2 separate regions of the Homo sapiens genome follow, and region 1 is linked to region 2. Evidence: chromatin loops called from intact Hi-C (ENCODE). Cell type or tissue: endothelial cell of umbilical vein. All regions are shown on one strand. Each heading gives the region's core, and the rest is flanking DNA. Links, peaks and the distances in the headings are about the cores only. Region 1 holds the start of CATSPERT (catsper channel auxiliary subunit tau). Region 2 holds the start of CASP8 (caspase 8).

What was found. A loop is a pair of places that touch in the nucleus more often than their neighbours do. Peaks named below come from ENCODE experiments on the same cell type or tissue, not always from the same donor. Only the 100,000 strongest peaks of a DNase experiment are listed, where the experiment ranks them.
Region 1: it touches region 2 in a loop (3-fold over the local background); 2 of 110 quality-filtered maps call a loop at or near these places.

What each region holds. Positions count from the first base shown.
Region 1 is chr2:201,615,002-201,623,001 of GRCh38, reverse strand. It overlaps CATSPERT (catsper channel auxiliary subunit tau), which reads left to right and starts at 3,824. Exons shown (of 16, transcript NM_001168221.2): 1 at 3,824-4,102. The coding sequence starts at 3,872. TMEM237 (transmembrane protein 237) reads left to right here. Exons shown (of 13, transcript NM_001044385.3): 13 at 1-2,816. It also overlaps the pseudogene ENO1P4. In endothelial cell of umbilical vein, for the core only: CTCF peaks have their summits at 3,553 and 3,752; DNase peaks (open chromatin) are centred at 581, 1,531 and 3,751; H3K27ac peaks cover 1,731 bases.
Region 2 is chr2:201,252,946-201,263,770 of GRCh38, reverse strand. CASP8 (caspase 8) reads right to left here and starts at 3,235. Exons shown (of 9, transcript NM_001372051.1): 1 at 3,158-3,235. RefSeq lists enhancers at 4,931-5,350, 5,371-5,430, 5,427-5,571, 5,531-5,660, 6,141-6,190 and a cis regulatory region at 5,499. In endothelial cell of umbilical vein, for the core only: no CTCF peak of the experiment used is centred there; DNase peaks (open chromatin) are centred at 5,430 and 5,800; H3K4me3 peaks cover 1,495 bases; H3K27ac peaks cover 2,113 bases.

The DNA of each region.
Region 1 (8,000 bases), core at 1-8,000, 360 kb before region 2:
TAGTTCCAGCTTTCACTGTGACCAGCAATGGTTCTCAATCTGGCAATAAGCTGGCAGTATAGGAGTTCATAATCTTCCCCGTCAGCAAACTTCAGGGAAGCCATGCTCGTTAGAGCCAAGGCTTAGCACACTTGAGCCGTGTCATCAAAGAGAAATGTGAGAAAGCTGCTGCCAATGTGGGGGATTGTGGTAGGCTGCATAATGTCTCCTAAAGATGTCCATGTCCTAATCCCTGGAACTTGTGAATATACTACTTTACTTGGCCAAAGGGATTTGCAGATATGATTAAGGTTATGAACCTTAAAACGGGGACATTATCCTGTATTATCCAGAAGGGTCCAGTGTAATCTTATGAGTCCTTAAAAGCAGAGAAGAAAGCCTTTTATGTCTGTGGTCAGAGAGGTCAGAAGTTATGATATTGCTGGCTTTGAAGATGGAAGAGGGGGCCATGAGCCAAGGAGAGTGATGACCTTGCAGCTGAGTACGGCCCTTGGCCAACAATGAGCAAGGAAATGGATTTCAGTCACATAACCACAAGGAACTGAGTTCTATGAGTATCCCAAATGAGCAAGGAAACAAATCCTCCCCTAGAGCCAAGAAAGGAAGGCAGCTCTGTGGATACCTTGGTTTTGGCCTGGTGCTGCCCATGTCATACTTTTGACATACAGAACTGTAAGATAGCAAGTGTATGTTGACTAAGCTGCTAAATTGGTGGTGATTGCTTATGGCAGCAATAGAAAGCTATATATCCTAGAGAATAAAGAAGGCTAGAGCTGCTGTGGAATGCACTTGGGAAAGCTGGCTACATTGATAATATGTAACTGCCATGGGCATAGTTGCCTTTGTATTCTTCCAGGTCTGGGAAGTACAACTTAGACTTCAGATCTCGTAATGACCCAGGAGGCATATAAACCTGAGCAGCTAGTGGCCCTGTACAAGTCCTTCATCAGGGAAAAACATTGAGTATTCCCTGATTAAGGACTTGTACAGAGGACTCTGTTTTCCCTGGTGTTTCTGGTGTGTCTCAAAAATTGTTTGACTGTGATGACAGGGAAGTTTGGAAGAAGTTCACTGCTAATGCATGTCTCCAGGAAGCAGGGAATGATCTCACAGTGACACTTGAGGCACATTGCTGAGGCCGTCGATGAGAATTCATGTAACTTTCTCCAGCTTACAGTGGACTAGATTGACATGCAAGCTGATCCAGTCCAATTGGTAGGGCATCATGGTTTCTCATTACTCACTGACTTAAAATACTTTTATTGCCATCCTGGTGAAGCACTGCACTGGGTAGATAACACAGGGGCACCTTGCTGATCAGAGCCCTTGGCCAGGTACAAAGAGCTCAGTTTCTAAAACTCTGTCATTTCAATAATGTTATAAATTGAATCATACAGTATGTAATTTTATGGGATTCGCTTTTTTTCTGTTGATCTCTTTTTTTCTGAGTCATCTCAGCTGTTGTGTGTATCAATAGTTCATTTCCTTTTACTGTTTTGTTTGGTTTAACTCATTGACCTATTGAAGGATATCTGGGCTCATTCCAGTCTGTGAATAATGCTGCTGTGGACATTCATGTGCAAGTTTTTGTGTGAACATTAAGTTTTCATTTCTTTAAGATAAATGCCCAGGAGTGAAACTGATGGGTTGTATGTAGTTACAAACTGCCAAGCTGTTTTCCAGAGTTGGCGGTACCATTCTAATTTCCCATGACAATTTTTTGAAGAGTCCAAGCTAGTTGCTTTAGAGTGCCTCACCTACATTTTTTAATTGTCTGACTTTTTCCTAATGACATCACTTAATTTGTTCCTCAATCTCCTGAATTTCCTATAGACTGGAGGTTAGGTCTGGTGGTTTGATTAGATTTTTTAAAAAAATATGACTTCATCTGTGATGCTGTGTACTTTATGTTGCATAACATGAACCCTAAGAACAGAGTGAGCTGCTGGACAGCAAGTTTCATGGGGTGCAGTAATTAACACACCACATAGTATAAATCTGAAATAATGACAAATGTGTTAAGGGCCTTGGGATATTGGGCCATGTACTCTGAGGAGCACAAGGTGAGGTGCAGGTTCCTGCCCCTAAAGAACTCTATCTTTTGAGATTAGCAACTAACAGTGTGAGCCCACTAATAGGATGTGAAAGTTGTCAAAATCAAGTTCTGGTCATTGTGTTAAAAATCCTAACAAATAGAGCTGGGGAAGGCCGTGAAAGGACGATTTTCATGCACAGATGTCTGATAATGAGGACTATCATTAAAAGACTGCACAAAACCACACCTTGCACAAAGGCCATCACAACCTGACACACACAAAAAATACTTCTATGAGGACATTTGCCCAGCAACTCCCTGTCCAATGTCCAACTGGCAACATCCTTGTTATTGATCCTTGTAGCCAAGGATAATTCTCTCAAAACAATCATTTTTGCTTTAAAAACCGTTGTCTTCCTTGACCTCCCTGTATATGCACATAGTTTACTGTGGCACTTGTATTCTTATTGCAATGCCTACTCCTGAATAAACATCATTTTCTTTCAGAGAGTCTCCCTCTCTGTTATTTAGGCTGACAAGGATATGCCAAGAAGTAGCTTGGATATAGCAGTTAACTCTGCCTTTAGGATATGTGTATGGGGATATAAGAGTTAACTAAAAGCTGACCTTTGAGTTGGTCCTTGAATAAAAGAAGAATAGATTCCAAAAATAAGAGGAATAAATAATGATCCTGAGCTAGGAGAGTACATTTTGCAGACCTTTGGTTTCCATATTAAGAAATTCAGATTTTTATGTACAATAAAGAAGTTCTGGAATTCTCTGGTTTTGTTCTGTTTGCATTTATTTATATTTTTAACTTTTAGGTTCAAGGGTACATGTGCAGGTTTGTTATATAGGTAAATTTTGTGTCATGGGGGTGTACAGATTATTTCATCACCCAGGTAATAAGCCTAGTGCCCAAAAGGTAGTTTTTGATCCTCTCCCGCCTCCCACCCTTCGCCGTCAAGTAGGCCCCAGTGTCTGTTGCTCCCCTCTTTGTGTCCATGTGTTCTCATTGTTTAGCTCGCATTTATAAGTGAGAACGTGGTATTTGGTTTTCTGTTCCTGTGTTAGTCTGCTTAGGATAATGGCCTTCAGCTCCATTCGTTACTGCAAAGGACTAATACGGGGGCAGTGAAAGGGATGGATGACAGCAGGTTGGCAGACCCATGAGTAAATCATTGCAATTGTCTCGTGTGTGTGTTGTCCCAAATTAGGTGCCATAAAGGGAAAAGGTAAGTAAGATTCAGATATTTAGGGTCAGAATTTTAAAATGTGTCTGAATGTTTAAGATTTTGTGGATATGACATTGCTGCACCAAATGAGTTTGGAACCTACTAGAGGTTTAAGAGGGAAGATGAATATTAACGTGTTATGTGTCTGTGGAACAATTGGGTAAAGATGTCAAAGTAGACTGTTGGATATTTAACGTCTGGAGCTCACGGGACAGTGTAGAGGAAGTAATGACTGACACTGTAAATCTTCTAGAAAGAAATGGTGCAGGGAGAAAAGGACTCGTGAGGGCTACAGGGCGGACAAGACAGTGAACTAAAGTGGTTGGGCCCCATGAGGGGCCTTGCTCTCCACCAGCGTGCTCTGATTTCCTTCTAAAGGAGACTGAAATGGCCTGGCAAGTGCTTGCAGCAGACCCTCCAGGCTCGCTAAGCACGCATGCTTCCAAAGCTGCCTCCAGCCACTCCCAGCATGGGCCCGGCCTGAGTGGGTCACTAGGCGGCACGCACGCGCTGGGAAAATGTGAGAAAGGCTGCGGGAGGGCCGCGCCTGCGCAGTAGCGGGCCGTCGGTTGGGCGCAGACAGGCCGCAGAAGATGGAGAGATGGAGCCACCCCAAGAGACAAATAGGCCTTTCAGCACACTTGATAACCGCAGCGGGCAGGTCCAAGTCCTGTCCGCCACCCCGCTATTGCAGAGGAATCCCTACAGCAGCCCGGATATCATGCACATTAAAGGGTCGGAGGCTTCTTCGGTCCCTTACGCCCTGAACCAGGGCACGACGGCCCTGCCTAAGAACAAGAACCAGGAGGGCACCGGGCACCGGCTGCTGAACGTGAGTGAGCGGGGGCCTGGCCGGCACCTGGAGGACCGGGGCCAGCAGGGCACCTGGAGGGTGGTGAAAGGATTAAAGGGTTCAATGTGTGCCAATTGCATCTCCCTTCAATTGGCACACATTGAACCCTTTAATCCTTTTTTTTTTCGTTTATAGCAATTCCTTTTTTTTATTTTTATTTTTTATTTTTTATTATACTTTAAGTTCTAGGGTACATGTGCACAACGTGCAGGTTTGTTACATAGGTATACATGTGCCATGTTGGTGTGCTGCACCCATTAACTCGTCATTTACATTAGGTATATCTCCTAATGCTATCCCTCCTCCCTCCCCCCAACCCACGACAGGCCGTGGTGTGTGATGTTCCCCCCCCGTGTCCAAGTATTCTCATTGTTCAATTCCCACCTATGAGTGAGAACATGCAGTGTTTGGTTTTCTGTCCTTGCGATAGTTTGCTGAGAATGATGGTTTCCAGCTTCATCCATGACCCCACAAAGGACATGAACTCATCCTTTTTATATGGCTGCATAGTATTCCATGGTGTATATGTGCCACATTTTCTTAATCCAGTCTGTCATTGATGGACATTTGGGTTGGTTCCTAGTCTTTGCCATTGTGAATAGTGCCATAATAAACATATGTGTGCACGTGACTTTATAGCAGCATGATTTATAATCCTTTGGGTATATGCCCAGTAATGGGATGGCTGGGTCAAATGGTATTTCTAGTTCTAGACCCTTGAGGAATCGCCACACTGTCTTCCACAATGGTTGAACTAGTTTACACTCCCACCAACAGTGTAAAAGCGTTCCTATTTCTCCACATCCTCTCCAGCACCTGTTGTTTCCTGACTTTTTAATGATTGCCATTCTAACTGGTGTGAGATGGTATCTCATTGTGGTTTTGATTTGCATTTCTCTGATGGCCAGTGATGATGAGCATTTTTTCATGTGTCTGTTGGCTGCATAAATGTCTTCTTTTGAGAAGTGTCTGTTCATATACTTTGCCCACTTTTTGATGGGGTTGTTTGTTTTTTTCTTGTAAATTTGTTTCAGTTCTTTGTAGATTCTGGATATTAGCCCTTTGTCAGATGGATAGATTGCAAAAATTTTCTCCCATTCTGTAGGCTGCCTGTTCACTCTGATGCTAGTTTCTTTTGCTGTGCAGAAGCTCTTTAGTTTAACTAGATCCCATTTGTCGATTTTGGCTTTGGTTGCCATTGCTTTTGGTGTTTTAGTCATGAAGTCCTTGGCCATGCCTATATCCTGAATGGTATTGGCTAGGTTTTCTTCTAGGGTTTTTATGGTTTTAGGTCTAACATTTAAGTCTTTAATCCATCTTGAATTAATTTTTGTATAAGGCGTAAGGAAGGGATCCAGTTTCAGCTTTCTACGTATGGCGAGCCAGTTTTCCCAACACCATTTATTAAATAGAGAATCCTTTCCCCATTTCTTGTTTATGTCAGGTTTGTCAAAGATCGGATGGTTGTAGATGTGTGGTATTATTTCCGGGGGCTCTATTCTGTTCCATTGGTCTATATCTCTGTTTTGGTACCAGTACCATGATGTTTTGGTTACTGTAGCCTTGTAGTATAGTTCGAAGTCAGAAAGCATGATGCCTCCAGCTTTGTTCTTTTGGCTTAGGATTGTCTTGGCAATGTGGGCTCTTTTTTGGTTCCATATGAACTTTAAAGTATTTTTTCCAATTCTGTGAAGAAAGTCATTGGTAGCTTGATGGGGATGGCATTGAATCTATAAATTACCTTGGGCAGTATGGTCATTTTCACAATATTGAGTCTTCCTATCCATGAGCATGTAATGTTTTTCCATTTGTTTGTGTCCTCTTTTATTTCATTGAGCAGTGGTTTGTAGTTCTCCTTGAAGAGAACCTTCACATCCCTTGTAAGTTGGATTCCTAGGTATTTTATTCTCTTTGAAGCAATTGTGAATGGGAGTTCCCTCATGATTTGGCTCTCTGTTTGTCTGTTATTGGTGTATAGGAATGCTTGTGATTTTTGCACATTGATTTTGTATCCTAAGACTTTGCTGAAGTTGCTTATCAGCTTAAGGAGATTTTGGGCTGAGGCGATGGAGTTTTCTGAATATACAAACATGTCATCTGCAAACAGGGACAATTTGACTTCCTCTTTTCCTAATTGAATACCCTTTATTTCTTTCCCTTGCCTGACTGCCCTGGCCAGAAATTCCAACACCATGTTGAATAGGAGTGGTGAGAGAGGGCATCCCTGTCTTGTGCCAGTTTTCAAAGGGAATGCTTCCAGTTTTTGCCCATTCAGTATGATATTGGCTATGGGTTTGTCATAAATAGCTCTTATTATTTTGAGATACGTCCCATCAATACGTAGTTTATTGAGAGTTTTTAGCATGAAGGGCTGTTGAATTTTGTCAAAGGCCTTTTCTGCATCTATTGAGATAATCATGTGGTTTTTGTCTTTGGTTCTGTTTATATGCTGGATTATGTTTATTGATTTGCATATGTTGGACCAGCCTTGCATCCCAGGGATGAAGCCCACTTGATCATGGTGGATAAGCTTTTTGATGTGCTGCTGGATTCGGTTTGCCAGTGTTTCATTGAGGATTTTTGCATCGATGTTCATCAGGGATATTGGTCTAAAATTCTCTGTTTTTGTTGTGTCTCTGCCAGGCTTTGGTATCAGAATGATGTTGGCCTCATAAAATAAATTTGGGATGATTCCCTGTTTTTCTATTGATTGGAATAGTTTCAGAAGGAATGGTACCACCTCCTCTTTGTACCTCTGGTAGAATTTGGCTGTGAATCCGTCTGGTCCTGGAGTTTTTTTGGTTGGTAGGCTAGTAATTATTGTCTCAATTTCAGAACCTGTTATTGGTCTATTCAGGGATTCAACTTCTTCCTGGTTTAGTCTTGGGAGGGTGTATGTGTCCAGGAATTTATCCATTTCTTCTAGATTTTCTACTTTATTTGCATAGAGGTGTTTATAGTATTCTCTGATGGTAGTTTGTATTTCTGTGGGATCGGTGGTGATATCCCCTTTATCATTTTTTACTGTGTCTATTTGATTCTTCTCTCTTTTCTTCTTTCTTAGTCTTGCTAGTGATCTATCAATTTTGTTGATCTTTTCAGAAAACCAGCTCCTGGATTCATTGATTTTTTGAAGGTTTTTTTGTGTCTCTATCTCCTTCCGTTCTGCTCTGATCTTAGTTATTTCTTGCCTTCTGCTAGCTTTTGAAAGCATTTGCTCTTGCTTCTCTAGTTCTTTTAATTATGATGTTAGGGTGTCAATTTTAGTTCTTTCCTGCTTTCTCTTGTGGGCATTTAGTGCTATAAATTTCCTTCTACACGCTGCTTTAAATGTGTCCCAGAGATTCTGGTATGTTGTGTCTTTGCTCTCATTGGTTTCAAAGAACATCTTTATTTCTGCCTTCATTTCGTTATGTACCCAGTAGTCATTCAGGAAGAGGTTGTTCAGTTTCCATGTAGTTGAGCAGTTTTGAGAGAGTTTCTTAATCCTGAGTTGTAGTTTGATTATGCTGTGGTCTGAGAGACAGTCTGTTATAATTTCTGTTCTTTTACATTTGCTGAGGAGTGCTTTACTTCCAACTATGTGGTCAATTTTGGAATAAGTGTGATGTGGTGCTGAGAAGAATGTATATTCTGTTGATTTGGGGTGGAGAGTTCTGTAGATGTCTATTAGGTCTGCTTGGTGCAGAGCTGAGTTCAATTCCTGGATATCCTTGTTAACTTTCTGTCTCATTGATCTGTCTAATGTTGACAGTGGTGTGTTAAAGGCTCCCATTATTATTGTGTGGGAGTCTAAGTCTCTTTGTAGGTCTCTAAGGACTTGCTTTATGAATCTGGGTGCTCCTATATTGGGTGCATACATATTTAGGATAGCTCT
Region 2 (10,825 bases), core at 1,236-9,235:
CCATTAGGTCAACTGTCTTTACAATTTTTAATGCATTCTAACCTCTGTTAAAGTCTCATCTTACAGAATAAAACCAACCAAAGAATCAAATGAAAGCAGGACTTCCTTTCCCCCATCCCTCAATTATTTTTTTCTGAGGATAACAATGCTTAGTGTATTCATTTTAGACAATACAGAAAAGATAAAAAGGAAAATTAAAATTATGTATAATTCCACCATCCAAATATAAATGCCCAGTAATATTTTACTCTTTCCTACCAAATATTTTATGCATACACATTTTTCCTTATATTTGAACACATCATATTTCTGTAGTATAAGTGGATTTTTCCACTGGTAAGTACATCTTGTATTGTAAGTACTTTCCTGTCTTTAGTTTTTCTTCTACAGCATGGGTTTTAATATCTGTAAGGCACTTAATCTTAGAGATGGGCTATAATTTACATAGCCAGTTCCTGATTACATTTAGGATGACTTTAAAACGCAAATCTTTAAGAATACCTCTAATTATTTTCTTAGAATAATTTCCTAAAAGTAGTATTATGGTGTCAAAATGAATAAACCTTTTTGAGGCTCTTGTTACACATTCAATAGCATTTTCTGACAGTATATAATAAAAATCAATACAATCCAAGGCTGAGATGACATGAATTTGGATATAATAAGATTGGCGCATAGCTCCGTCCTCCATAGCCATCTCATCTCACTCATTTCATTACCTTTTCAACAACGTGACAATGCTTTTTAAGTGGTTTCCCCATCAAATCATAACTGACATTTAGAAGGGAAAATGCTAACGTGGCTTCTTCTCTGGCCTAGGTGTTCCAGGATACACTGTCAGATGATAGTCAGCCTTTTCTGTTTTTTGTTTTTTGCTTAAGTTACACATCCCTCTAGTCATAGTACCTAGAAAACAGTCACTTGCAAAGGATTTATGACACCATTAACAACGGGCCATCCAGCACTGTAAGGGGAGAGACATCGTGTGGCAGTTCTTGTTTTATGGGACCTAGATTTTCTGCACTAGCTTATGGGCTAGAAACTTTGTTAAGCTAGTATTTTTTAAACAATGTACTTGTATTTTTGGTTCCTAAAAACAGTAAAAGTAACACTTGTTTCATAGAGAAAGTACAGAGAAGTATAAAAAGAAAATAAAAATTACTTAAAAACTTGCCATTTGGAAGTAATTCTTTGGTCACATTTTGTGGCCTTTTCCCAATTTTTTTTCCACATGTATATATAACATATGTAAATTTGAATATGTTGCCATGTAATACATATATTTTATATAATCTCTGCTAAATAGTAAATGTATATAAGTCTATTTGTATTACATAAGTATATTTATTATTTTATATATTTATGCCCCAAAGTATTTAAATATAAATATGTGTTTATAATAATCATATAAATAAATGATATATAAATGTTTGTAATCTATATATCCATATAAACATAAAAATATTTTTTAACCTCATTTCACTAAAAGCCTCTGAAGAAACTACTATTACTGTCCCCATTTTTCTGTTGTGAAAAATCACGGCTTGGAAATAAGCTAGTAAGAGAGAGAGCCACAGCCAGATTTAAGTGTCTCACTCAAGGGCTTCAGTGACAGATCACAAAGATTTAGACGTCATTCTACTTGCAGCTGGAAGGCAGTGAAAGAATCTCATGAAGAAAAACATAAAATCATAACTTTTTTAGAGAACAACATTTCAAAAAATTTTATAATAACAAAGCCACAAAAACAGAAGTTCTTAACAAATCCACTATAGGAGAGGGGGTTAGAGCCTCACAAAGGAAGTGCTAGAATCTAGGCCCCAGCATCTCATTCCAGAGTCCCATTCTACCACTGTATTACATGTCACAATTAAACTGTAAATACATTCCATCTCATCACAATCATTCCAGTAATATTCTAGCAGCATCCTAGCTCTTGCAGTGATAACTAAAAAGCAAAACATGCATTTGCCATCGGAAGCAGAAACCTGCATCTCATCCGAAGCTTGAGAGAACCTGAAAGCCACTCGCTCTCAGGCCCAAACCCCTAACCGGCAGGTAGTATTGCCACTCCCTCCAATCCAGGCTGGCTGCCTCAGACTGCGGGCTGCCCCGGAACCTGACAGACATCCATTCTGCACGCACATGATGTCCATAACAGGGCGCTGCAGCCACGGCATTCAAACAACCCAGCAAAGGTGTCCAAACCTCAGCAAAACATATAATCCCATCATTTTCAAACAGAATGAAACTTGCAACTTCACCTGTAAATTCTTAACCCCACAAGTGCAGGTCTCTGATTGTGTCTATCTAGTCTTCCCATTATATTGTTTTTTGAACTGTTCTGTATCTTTTTAATTTTTTTTTTTTTTTTTTTTTGAGACGGAGTTTCGCTCTTGTTGCCCAGGCTGGAGTGCAGTGGCACGATCTCGGCTCACCACAACTTCCACCTCCCAGGTTCAAGCGATTCTCCTGCCTCAGCCTCCCGAGTAGCTGGGATTACAGGCATGCGCCATCATGCCCGGCTAATTTTGTATTTTTAGTAGAGACGGGGTTTCTTCATGTTGGTCAAGCTGGTCTCAAACTCCCGACCTCAGGTGAACCACCGCCTCGACCTCCCAAAGTGCTGGGATGACAGGCGAGAGCCACCACGCCCAGTCTTTTTTAATTTCTTTAAAAAATAAATAATTGAATTAGTAGGACCACATGGGTGTGTTTGTGTGTATGTGTGTGTGCGTTTATGTTGGCAAGTGTGTATGTTGGTGGGTATGTGTGTTGGTGGGAGGATAGCTGTAGCAGCAAAGTCAGTAGAGATTTAAATTTTGGCTTCTATTATTTCACAAGTTTGACTGGGATCAGGATGAGGCCTTTATACAAGTAGTTAAACTTGCAGCATTTCAGAAGCTCCTAGGACTTCATCAGTCTAAGCTAGAATGGCCTTCAGATCTGGAAACTGCACGGCCCTCGGCAAGGCTCTCAGAGGGACTGCTACCTCTTACACTAACTTCATGGTTTCCCCATCCACACTCACATACGAGGATCACCTCCATGGCCCCAGGGCCACCCGATCTCACTCTCAGCAGCCTAGAAAACTCCAGAATCAAAGGCCTTCCTCCCAAAAGGCCCCTCTGACCTTAACAAAGAGGCAAATCCTTACCTTACTCTCACGATGGTAGCACCTTCGTCACAGGCCTATCCACTACCATCTGAGCATCTAAGACAAGAGCAAACGTCTAATGAAGGACGGAAGGGCACAGCCAGCCAGCTCTACTTCCTGTTTCGAAACTCCTGAGTCACAAACACTAGAGGGGAAAGAGCGCTTACCACTTGCCCCTGAGTGAGCAGAGTGCCTTCTAAAGCTTCTAAAGCTGCAGGAAAAAGGCCTGGTGGTCCAGGAGACCGCACGCAGGGCACCTGGCCACCTGAGCACTGGCCCCTGGCTGTGACTTTGGATGGGCCATTTTACCTTTGGGGCCTCATTTCCACATTCCAAAACAAGGACGTTGGACTGGATTGTAACTAAGAACACTTTCATTTCATATTTAGGATTTAAAGATTTTTCTGGGTTCATCATTAAGACTTTAATTTTTTCATTCAATGAATCTTGATGGAGCACCTCAGAGAGGTCTTGAGATTGGACACTGCAGAGCCCTCTCATCTTGGTTCTCAGGGTGGCTGTGAACTTTCAGAGCTAAAGCCCCTGGTTTAGCCAAGGAGCATCTCTGTGGCCCCAAGGTCACCAGATTCCACCCTCAGCAGCCTAAAATACTCTAAAATTAAAAAAAAAAAAAAACTCTAAAAAGAAAAAACTCTAAAATGAAAAACCTCTAAAAAGAAAAAACTCTGAAATAAAAAAATTCTAAAATGAAAAAAATCTAAAAAGAAAAAACTCTAAAATGCAAAAACTCTTTGGTAAGATGGTAAGTCCATCTTACCAAAGGTGATCCTTGTATATGAGTGTAGCTGAGGAAACCATGAAGTTAGCTGAAAGCTGGGTTTACCATCTTATCAAAGAAGCAAATCCTGGGGCCCTCACCATGTTGGGCTCTAGGGATATACCAGTAAACAAAATATTGCCTTCATACTGAGAGTTAGATGAAATGTTTTCTGATATTAAAAGTAGGAAAAGAAAATCAAACACCTCTCTTCTTTGAAACTGCCTTTTGTCTTTCCCCAAATAGAATATAAGCTTTCAGAGGGTAGGGACTCATAGCTGAGAAGACTGAACGAAGTATCTGAAAAGGACTCTTCACCAGAGAGGGCTAGGTCAAGATGGCCTCATAATATCAATGCCTGGATGGCCACCGTGGCTCATGCATGTAATCCTAGCACTTTGAGAGGCCAAGGTGGGAGGATCCCTTGAGCATAGGAGTTTGAGACCAGCCTGGGCAACAAAATGAGACACCATCTCTATGAAGAAAAATTTTTTAATTAGCCAGGTGTGGTAGCACGCGCCTGTGGTCCCAGCTAATCTGAAGGCTGAGATGGGAAAATTGCTTGATCCCAGGATGTTGAGGCTGCAGTGAGCCGTGATTGCACCACTGCACTGCAGCCTGGGTGACAGAGCAAGACTTTGTCTCAAAAAATAAATAAATAAAAAAGAAATAGAAACAGAATGAGCAAAATAAAATACCAATAGTATTAATATGCAATAATAATTGCTAACTCGTGTAGTAAGTGATGTATGCGTATTATCTCCTTCAAGCCTCACAGTCACCTCTGGAGGCATTATTAATCATTTAATGATGAGATAACAGAGGCACAGAGGAATTACTTGCCTGAGATCGCATAGTTAAAAAACAGTGTACACATACAAAAGAAAAATACATTTTGCAAAGATACAGATAAATTCACGAATCCACATCAAAACATTAGAGAACTGTCTTTGGGGAACAAGAGAGAGGGCAGGAGGGCAAGGGTGGGGGTGGAGAGATAAAAGGAAACCCTTCAGACACGGAAGAGGGGGAAGGGGCTGTGCACCTCAGGGCATCGTGATTCGACAGAATGACAGAATAAAGTACTTAACCGTCGGCCCCAGGGCCAAATGAAAAAGAAAAAAAAGTGGATTGATAAAGTCTTCTGGACTCTCCAAACGGGTCCACAGGAGGGAGACCGTGTATCTGCATTCGAGGCGGCAGGGAAGCTTGGAGGACAAAAAGGTAGCAGAGGAACTGGAGACTGCTCAGAGTGAAAAAGTAGCAAAGTCAGAGGCAACGGCTCAGAGAGAAACCACACAGGAGACCTGGGCCAGGCAGCACCCAGAGGTGTCCTCAGAAGGGCAGATCCAAGTTGCTTCCCCACCCCCACAGCCCTGTTTCTAGAGCAAGTCAAGAAACAAAAATATTGTGGTTTCCTGTTGAAGAGGCCACCTTGGCAACAGGCACTCACCCGCTCCACCCTTTCCTGGCACCATCGCAGTCTCCGAGTCCCCTAACCTGCCTAACTCCACGTGCTCAGCAGGGAAGGGGGTGGGAAAGGCTCCCAGGAAGAAGTTTCTTTTACTTTCAATAACCACCCTGGCTCTTCTGCCTCCCTCCATGGCCTCACTTCCTGTTGAGTTGACTAGCAAATTCAGCAGGGCTTGAAAAAAAACACAAAAGATAAAAGGAGGAGAACCTGTGAAAACACTTCCCTCCAGCAGAAAGGCAGAATCTGGTCTCCGAGAGAAAGAGAAAACTTCACCACAGAAGGAACTGCAGGGTAAACTTTACTCCTAAAGCAGAACAGAGATGACTCACTCGAACAAGAAATGTTTCCTGTTTAAAGGAACAGATGCCCAATTTCCAACCATTCAGAAGAGGGATGTGGCAGACAATTCATGGACGTGCAAACTAAAGCCCGAGCGCTGGACATGCTTTATTGGAAAGCATTTATACTGACTCCATTTAGTAATAATAACCCCTGTCGGTGGCAAGTAATATGCCATTCTTTCTTGCAAAGGGTCTGGGAATAGGAAGTTTCCCTTTGCCTTGATCAAACCTCAGCACTGAAGTCACAGACCAGCCCTCTCCTCCCTCCCGCCGGACTGGGTAAAGCCAGCCCTGTAGCTGAAATGTAGGTAGATTGTTCAGAAAAAAGGAGGAAGTGTTCTGGCTCAGCCCTACTTGGCTTAGCCCTGCTCGGCTCAGCCCTGCTCAGGCTGAGTTCCCATCCTTGGCCATGTTCTCCAGTTTAGTTGTAACCCGTGTCTTTGTAGCATTGATCCTGGAGTGTTGGTGCTACTGAGGTCTGTTCTCCAAAGCTCTGAGCCCTAGACCCTCCCCTGTTCTCTCATTTTTTTTTTTTTTTTGAGACGGAGTCTCGGTGCGTTGCCCAGGCAACAGTACAGTGGTGCGATCTTGACTCACTGCAACCTCCACCTCCTGAGTTCAGGTGATTCTCCTGCCTCAGCCTCCCGAGTAGCTGGGACTACAGGCACCCACCACCACCCCCGGCTAATTTTTGTATTTTTAATAGAGATGGGGATTCACCATGTTGGTCAGACTGGTCTTGAACTCCTGACCTCAAGAAATCCACCCGCCTTGGCCTCCCAAAGTGCTGGGATTACAGGCATGAGCCACGGTGCCCAGCCCCTCCCCTGTTCTCTGCCATCTGCCTCTCTTTCCCATTTGAATTTTTTGTTCGGGGGACGGAGTTTCGCTCTTGTTGCCCAGGCTGGAGTGCAATGGTGCCATCTCGGCTCACAGCAACCTCCGCCTCCCGGGTTCAAGCGATTCTCCTGCCTCAGCCTCCTGGGTAGCTGGGATTACAGGCATGCGCCACCATGCCCGGCTAATTTTGTATTTTTAGTAGAGACAGGGTTTCTCCATGTTGGTCAGGCTGGTCTCAAACTCACGACCTCAGGTGATCCACCCGCCTCGGCCTGGCAGAGTGCTGGGATTACAGGCATGAGGCAGCGCGCCCAGCCATGAATTTTTAAAAAGGGTTTTCTGCCCTTTTGCTTTCACATCTTGTACATTTTATAACCAGAACACCAGCAATAACACATTACCTATATGTTGCACCTTGACATGAACTATCTCTAATTCTGGCAGCAGAATTCTCTAATTCAGGGTATTGTTCTCCCATGTTATGGATGAGGAAACTAAGACTCAGACAGTTACATGGAGTCAAACTCAGTCCTGCTGAGCCAAAAACAGAGATTTTTCTATGACATACTAACTCCCTTTCTCCAACACTTCAAATTTGGAATGAATCATGTGGATGGAAGAGCAACAAATTTAAACTAATAGTGACTGGTGCATAAAGGGCAGAAGGTCCTTGGTTTCTCAGTCACCTAACAAAAAGGAGTTGGCCTAATAAAGGCACAAGCTAATACTTATCAAACCATTGGCGTATGCCAGACACAGCCACCTAAACTAGCTCATTTCCACTTCTGAACAGTTCTCAGAAGTGGATGCTACGATTGGTCCCATTTTATGGATGAGGACACTGAGGCTTAGAGAGGCTGAAAGACTTGGCCACGCTCAGTCAGTGAGTGACAGAATAAGGTCTGTTTGTCTCTAAAACCCTGAGTGGTTAGTCACCACCTAAACATTAATGCATAGCCATGAATCTCAATCTGACCCACCTCAGAATTAACTGTAACATTTCTAAAAATATGAGTCTTCCAGCTCCAGCTTTGGAACTCCTATCTGAGCAAAACTGTGGGAGATAAAACAGCTGGAGCACTTAGAATAGTGCCTGGGCCTTCCACATTTCTCAATAAATAGGCTGTGGGTGCAGTGGCTCACACCAGTAATCCCAGCACTTTGGAAGACCAAGGCAGGATGATCGCTTGAGCCCAAGAGATCGAGGCCAGCCTGGGCAACATAGGGAGACACTGTCTCTGCAGAAAATTTTAAAAAATTAGTCAGTTATGGTGGCATGCATCTGTTGTCTCAAGCTACTCAGGAGGCTGAGGTGAGAGGATAACTGGAGTGTGGGAGGTCAAGGCTGCAGTGAGCTATGATCACACCACTGCACTCCAGCCTAGGTGACAGAGCGAGGCCCTGTCTAAATAAATAAATAAACAAATAAATAAATATTCACTACTATGTTATTTAAGCTCACAACATCTCTAAGATGGCTATAAATTATTAGGCTTACATACAGATGATGCAATTAAATGCAACATCAATTAGCTGACAAATGGCAGGGCCAGTGCATGAACTCAGGAGTGTCTCACTCAAAAGTTTCTGCTCTTAGCCCCTGTACACATCTCCCTGCATGTACCCAGGCCCAGCCTAGCAGAAATGGATGATCTGCTGGAGGCATCTGAGGAGCAGTACTGAGAATGGGGGGAGCAGGGTAGGAGTGGGAGTCTCAGGGCTTCAACTTGTGCCATTTGTAAGGCACTGACCCTAGATTCTCCCAGTGTGTGTGTATATATATATGACTGATAAATGAATTATGGCCAGGCACAGTGGCTTACCCCTGTAATCCCAGCGCTTGAAGAGATTGAGGTAGGCGGATCACTTGAAGCCAGGAGTTTGAGACCAGCCTAGCCAACATGGCAAAACCCCATCTCTACTAAAAATACAAAAAAATTAGTTGGGCATGGTGGCATGTGCCTGTAGTCTCAGCCACTCAAGGCACGAGACTCACTTGAGCCCAGGAGGCGGAGGTTGCAGTGAGCCGAGATGACACCATTGCACTCCAGCGTGAGTGACAGAGGGACACTCCGTCTCAACAAAAATAAAAAGTGTTAATAAGTGAATTATAAACCTCAGGTTGGTTGAATTCCTATTGTGAAGCACAAAGATCATTATTACTTCATTTGCTGTAACCAACTTCTCACCCTCATCTTGAGACATGTGCCTGTGTGACTGTTTATATCAGAATTAATAATGTGCATGGTCCTTAGTCCCAGGGAAGCTGAAAGATCCGGAGGTGTTGCTGGAGCTGCAGGGACATGGAGAGCTGGCTCCTGCCCAGCACAGAATGAGGACAGGTCTGCTTTGACTCAATCTCCAAGTGGTTTCCACCCTCTAGAATCTCAGCTCCCACCTGGAGGCCTGGTCCTGAGACTACTGTGTCTCCTACCATGTCCACCAGCCGGCTGAAAGCAGATTTGGACCTGTAAGTGTCCCTAAAAAAGCCAAGAAAGACCAAACCTCAGCTCAACTGCAACACACCCTTCCCATTCATCTTGATGTGACACCCTTCAAAGATAAACACTCACAGTGAAAGCAAAATCCCCTGAATGTGCATGCCCTTTGTTTGTTGCCAATGTGGGAGTTTGTATATAACCCATGGGCCAGGATGGTGTGGTTTGTGGATTCAACGGGGCCGCTCCCCTTTCCTTGACTGGCAGCTGGCCTTGGCTACTGCCCTAGACTCCTCCTCCAGAGCGTGGCAAGGGAAGGGAAAACAGATTCCATTCACATCTATCTCATTCCTTTCTGGGCCTTGTAGGGAGAGGCTCAAAGAGTTGTCTAAGACAAAGATTTTAGCAACTGGGATTTTAAGTTTTTCTTTTGGTATTAAAATGATCAGACAGTCATGGGGCATTTACAGTTACTGACCTCAATCTGCATACTCTGCAGCTTGTTGATTGCCAATACCTACCCCTTCTGCTTTCTCAGAAAAACTACTGCAGACATGAATCCGTACCACGGATTTAGAAAGGAAGAAATTGAGTTTGTTAGACTCTGATTCCAATATTCATGTCACTGACCTAGCTTTTCCAGAATTTTTTTTTTTTTTTTGAGATGGAGTTTTGCTCTTGTTGCCCAGGCTGGAGTGCAATGGTGCAATCTCGGCTCACCGCAACCTCCGCCTCCTGGGTTCAAGCGATTCTCCTGCCTCAGCCTCCCGAGTAGCTGGGATTACAGGTGTGTGCCACCACACCCAGCTAATTTTGTATTTTTAGTAGAGACGGGTTTTCTCCATGTTGGTCAGGCTGGTCTCGAACTCCCGACCTTAGGTGATCGACCCACCTCGGCTTCCCAAAGTGGTGGATTACAGCTGTGAGCCGCTGCGCCTGGCCCAGAATTTTCTTAAAGGTTTGGGCATAGAAGAGGTGAGGATCCCCAATATTCTTGAGGCACTATATGCCCATACCCAAGAAATGGGGCACCTCAGACGCTAAGAATAATTGTCAAGAACCATCTTTTAAAATGTATTAATTGTGGTAAAATATATATACCATAAAATTTACCATTGTAACCAGTTTTAAGTGACATCAAGTACATTCACGTCGTTATGCAACCATTCCCACCACCCAGGAGTCACTTTTAATGATATAATAACAGTGCATTTGTTAAGCACTGTGCAGTTTTAAAGCATTTTCCCTATTTTATATCATTAGATCCTCACTGGTAACATTTTTTGGTCTCAGGGGTAGAAGAGCATGTGTCTTACAGACAGGAAGACGTTGAAGAAACGAAAGCTCAGAAAAGTGAAGTGACTCTGAAGGGCCTACATAGCTACTGTAACCTACATACAGCACTAGTGACTGTTTCTTAAAAAAAAAAAAAAAAAAAAAAAAAAAAAAGATCAGGCTAGGTGCAGTGGCTCACATTTATAATCCTAGCACTTTGAGAGGCTGAAGTGGGAGGATCACTTGAGCTCAGGAGTTTAAGATCAGCCTGGGCAACATACTGTCTTTACCAAAAATCAAAAAAATTAGTCGGGTGTGGTGGTGCAGTGGTGGTGCACACCTGTGGTCCCAGCTACTCAGGAGGCTGAGGCAGGAGGATTGCTTAAACCCAGGAGTTCAAGGCTGCAGTGAGCTATGATTGCATCACTGCACTCCAGCCTGGGGGACGGAGCGAGCCCCTGTCTAAAACAAAAAAAAATCAGATGTTGGGAGGGTTATTCCCTGAAACAGATATTTTCTCCA